2 separate regions of the Homo sapiens genome follow, and region 1 is linked to region 2. Evidence: read pairs that join two places in POLR2A ChIA-PET (ENCODE). Cell type or tissue: PC-3. All regions are shown on one strand. Region 1 overlaps PHLPP1 (PH domain and leucine rich repeat protein phosphatase 1). Region 2 overlaps PHLPP1 (PH domain and leucine rich repeat protein phosphatase 1).

Evidence for each region. Peaks named below come from ENCODE experiments on the same cell type or tissue, not always from the same donor. Only the 100,000 strongest peaks of a DNase experiment are listed, where the experiment ranks them.
Region 1: POLR2A ChIA-PET joins it to region 2 with 5 read pairs; 6 of 35 experiments call an interaction of 5 or more read pairs at or near these places.

What each region holds. Positions count from the first base shown.
Region 1 is chr18:62,813,723-62,816,222 of GRCh38, forward strand. The region is part of intron 1 of PHLPP1 (PH domain and leucine rich repeat protein phosphatase 1); the gene reads left to right. Among named protein-coding and RNA genes, the nearest start is that of PHLPP1, 99 kb to the left of the region's middle. In PC-3, no CTCF peak of the experiment used is centred here; no DNase peak of the experiment used is centred here.
Region 2 is chr18:62,880,669-62,883,168 of GRCh38, forward strand. All of the region lies in intron 4 of PHLPP1 (PH domain and leucine rich repeat protein phosphatase 1), which reads left to right. Among named protein-coding and RNA genes, the nearest start is that of PHLPP1, 170 kb to the left of the region's middle. In PC-3, no CTCF peak of the experiment used is centred here; a DNase peak (open chromatin) is centred at 1,243; H3K27ac peaks cover 1,499 bases.

The sequences.
Region 1 (2,500 bases), 67 kb before region 2:
TCAATCTCTGTTTTAGCAAGACTTCTAGGTGGTTTTGGCACATGCTCAGGTTTGAAGCCTTTCGTTCTAACTTGTCTTCATTCAGCCTTTCCCTTTCAGCATTTTAATGTATTATTTCCTGCACCACTACACAAACATACAATCAGTGATCATGTTTATGATTTTGATGTTGTATTATTTTAAAAGTTCATGGCTCATTTTACTATAGTTTATGTGAGAATTTTCTTTGGTGGATTTTTTTTTTCCTTTTTAATTACTTTAGCCCTATGTTTGCAGAATCTTTAGAGATATAAAGGGGTACTATTTTTCAGGTACCAGTTAATCAGTATTATAAAGAAAACTGTAATCTGTAGGCATATTCAGGAATTTAGAGATTATCAAAAGGTTCAGGGCATGACATTTGTCCAGGATAAGTGTCTATGGTAATTTGGGAGATATAAATAAACCTAATCAAATTGAATAGCTGTCAGTAAGAAGCAAGATTTACTGGGCAGTTGACTTCATATATTTTGATCTGATGCATAAATTAACCCTCCCAAATCTATTTAGCAGCTGGTTGTCATTTCCATTAGCTAAAAAGCAGTTAGTCTTAAATCTGTTTCAAAGCTCCTGCCAGCACTCCTTGCTGAGCTTCTTTTAGCTTCTTAGCTCTGAGACAGAATTCCCAGATGCAGTTTAGTGCTCCCCTAGACCTCTTACGGAGTCATTTCAATCCTTCTCCTAGCTCTTGAAATGACCCTAGGCAAGTAATTTAATTCATTCTTTCTGTCACTGGTCATAGTGAAGAAGGATTTAAGGATTTATATGCAATAAGAAACATGCTTTAGAGTTTTATCAGTCTAAGCTCTGAAGATAAAGAGGGTGAGGTGAGAGTTGAGTGTTTTCACTCATTCGACCATTTTCAGCTCCAGGGACATGGTAAATTCTTCCAGTAGCTTTATATAGTGATCATACTTTTCTTAGATTTTGGTGCATTATTTATCATGAGTACTTTCACTCTCTTACATTTTGGAAATTCTTGTGATTGCTTAATGTGTTGTTCTTATTCTTGTTTTTGACCATTTCTAGTTGTAGTAGATTTATACAAAGTCCTATAAATTTTGTAGGCTCTTTTAGGGAAGTGTAGGTTATTAAAGTTTTACTGTGTTCAGTAAATAGAATTATGTGAAACCAACACAGTAAAGTTGTGAGGTTTTGCCCCAAAACTTAGTAGTTTAAAACACCAAACATTTATTTCTGAGTTAGGAATTCAGGAATGGCTTAGCTTAGTGGTTTAAACACCAGACATTTATCTCTGAGTCAGGAATGCAGGAGTTTCAGGAGTGGCTTAGCTGTGTAGTTCTGGATCAGGGTCCATCTTGAAGTTTGCAGTCTGGCCCTAGGGGCTGGAGTTCTCTGGATTTGACCGTGGCTGGAGGATGTTTCTTTTTTTTTTTTCCTCTTTTTTTTTTTTTTGACAGAGTCTTGCTCTGTTGCCCAGGCTGGAGTGCAGTGGCGCGATCTCTGCTCACTGCAAGCTCTGCCTCCCAGGTTCACGCCATTCTCCTGCCTCAGCCTCCGGAGTAGCTGGGACTACAGGCGCCCGCCACCACGCCCGGCTAATTTTTTGTATTTTTAGTAGAGCCGGGGTTTCACCGTGTTAGCCAGGATGGTCTCAATCTCCTGACCTAGTGATCGCCTGCCTCAGCCTCCCAAAAGTGCTGGGATTACAGGCTTGAGCCACCGCGCCCGGCCTTGAGGATGTTTCTAATATGGCCTGCTCACATGGCTGTTGTTAGGAGGCCTTAGTTCCTTGCTGGCTGTTGGCAGGAAGTTTCAGTTCCTCACCTTGTTGGCCTTTTCAAAGGATTGTATGAGTATCCTCACGACAGGGCAGCTGGCTTCCCCAGAGGGAGTGATCCTAGAGAGAGAGGAAGGAGGAAGCTATATGCTTTTATGACCTAGTTTCAGAATTCACAAGCTGCTGCTGTCACTTCTTCTACATTTTGTTTGTTAGAAGCCAGTCACTAAGTGCAGTACAGACACAAAGAAAGTGGAATTAGGTGCTCTCTTTTGAAGGAAAGAATTTAAAATAATTTGTGGGCATATATTTAAACTTGTTCTGTTCTTAAACTTTAAATTTGTGCTACCCTTTTCCTGATATTTGAATGAATACATATTGTATTTATTTACAGTGTCAGAATTATGACATACCTGTAGTCTAAAACAGACATTTTTCTGTTAATACTCTATGGTAACCATCTTTTCAGGTTGGCAGTTACATATCAATAGTATTGTTTCAAGTGATTTCTTATAATTGCATTATAGATGCATTCTACTTTAACCAGTTTCCTTTTGTTGAATGTTGAGGAGGGTTTTTAATGTTTCTTCACTATAAATAATATTACATTGGGTATTCTTTACATACATTTTTGTGAATTTAAGTTTTTTTCTTAGATTAAATGTCTGGAAGTTGAAAAGAGTACAAAAATTAAGGCTCTTGAAACCTATTTTCAAATTG
Region 2 (2,500 bases):
AACCATCTCAAAACAGATATGTTTAAGTGTAATGTGATAACATATTTCTTGGTTTTTGATTCTTATATTGCTAATTTATTAAAGAATCAAAATGACAAATTTATGCAGCTTATGACTCATTGTTTTCCTGAATTTAGTTAGTTCAGGCTTACTATAGATCTAGCGGCTGCTGTTTTCACGTAATTACCATCTTATGATCTAGAGTGGTTCTCTATGTAATTTACTTACTGGACTCATGGAGCCTTCCACTGCGTACCTCCCTCTCCACCATAGGCAGGAGCTGTGCCTTATTTGTTATTGTATCCATAGGATTAACCCAGCCTAAGGTTTGGCACATAGTAACCAGTAAGTACCTCTTGTTTGAATTACTTTAATTATTATTTTTTTGTTTGTTTGTTTGAATTATTTTAAAAGAGGAATTAAGATGAGTTTTCTCTTTAGGGCTGGTTGTAGTAGTCCCATGTACTGTGGACACTGATGCGTGGGAATTGCTTGAGCCAAGAAGGTCAAGGCTGCAGTGAGCTATGATCACACCACTGCACTCTAGCCTGGGTGACAGTGATACCTCATCACTTTAAAAAATAAATAATAAAGGGTTTTTTTTAATTAAAGAATTTTTCTCTTTAGGGAATACTTTAATTTGCCTTTACAGCAAAATGTCCATGGAAATTATTGTCAACACTGAGAATTCTTTATTTCTTTGATTATTACTTTTGAAAAATTATGAGTTTTAGCTTTGGTAAATTTATTCTGATTTTCAACATCTGTAGCAGTTCTTAAAAAAATTATAAAATTCTTTCATGACTGTAAATTTTAATTTTTACCTAAGTAAAATATGCATGTGCTTATTTTTGTTTTCTAGTTATATGAAAAGGTGATATGTTTATTTTACTTGTACCAGGAGGCATTTATGGTGACTAGGATTCAGATAGGATGATTTGTTTATTTTGGCTCAAGTGTTGACAAGCTGGTTGCATGCCACATTAGCATCCGTGCACTGCTAAGCCTCCCAGATGATGGCAGGTGCTCACTGGGAACAAGGCTGGTGGACTCCTTGGCCCTTGGAACAGAAGGGCATACGTAAGTTCATGTGGATTCATTTTAGAAGTCATATAGGGACGACAGGAAAAGCACTGTACCAAGAAACTGAGAAGATGTGAGAGTTCAGTTACAGGCCAATGGAGTTTGGGGGTGTGGACAACAGTGTGAAAGCCAAAAGGAGTTGAGTCATGCCTTCTGAAGGGTGGGTGTTCCCAGCAATTCTGAAGCAGGCACAATGAGCCAAATGTTTCTCATGCCATTGCCACCACAGATGAGTCCGAAAGGAACATGGGGCAAAAGGTGTTCCTTCCTTTCCTCATCCAGGAAAGACAGCCTCTCTCATGCATTTTAGAAATTATTTGGCTTCCTTATGTAACTATTATGGCACATGCAGGTTGCCCTATATCATAGTTGGATTGGGACAAGAATATTAACACATGACTGTAGGACAAACTTACCAAGCCAAAGAAGCACCACACGAAAGGAATTGGAATTTGAGGAGTTCATGGAAAAGGAAGTTGCTTACTGGGGGTCTGTGTCTCTCATTCATTCACTTAACTATTTTTTTTTTTTTTTTGAGATGGTGTCTTGCTCTGTCACCCAGGCTGGAGTGCAGTGGCGTGATCTCAGCTCACTGCAAGCTCTGCCTCCCAGGTTCACGCCATTCTCCTGCCTCAGCCTCCCGAGTAGCTGGGACTACAGGCGCCCGCCACCGCGCCTGGATAATTTTTTTTTGTATTTTTAGTAGAGACGGGGTTTCACCATGGTCTCAATCTCCTGACCTCGTGATCTGCCTGCCTCGGCCTCCCAAAGTGCTGGGATTACAGGCATGAGCCACCGCGCCCGGCCATTCACTTAACTATAGTTTCTAAAGAGCAAGTATATTCAATACACATTTTTAAAAGTACTTTGATACACTTCCCAAGATTATTTCTTCTAAAGATAAAAAAGAAAAGTTACTCTGTCAAACTTTAATGGTCTCAAAACCACAAGGTGTGCTCTTAAGAACAACAACATGTGCTTGGTTTTATAAATTCTTTTAGAAAAAAGTAAAGAGAAACATGAAGTAAGTGTAACTCATTTTACCCAAGCTTTTCTATTTTATTGGAAAAGCATTAAGCTTTCTCTTTTTGTTCTCCCTTCCCCTAGTATATAAAATTTATTTAAATTGAATGGATAAGGTTGATTTTATCTATTTATGTATTTATTTATTTTTGAGAGAGCAAGACCACATCTTAAAAAAAAAAAAAAAAGAAAAAAAGAAAGGATGACTTATTTAATAAATGTTGGTAACATAGCTAGGTACCAGAAAGAAAATAGTTGGCCCTCCATCTAACATTTCTTGTAAAACATGTCAGGTGGAATTAGGATCCAAATGTAAAAAATAAAATATATATACATGTTAGAAGGAAACATTAAGAGAACATCTGTACCACTTTGGGTGGAGTGAGAGGACCTT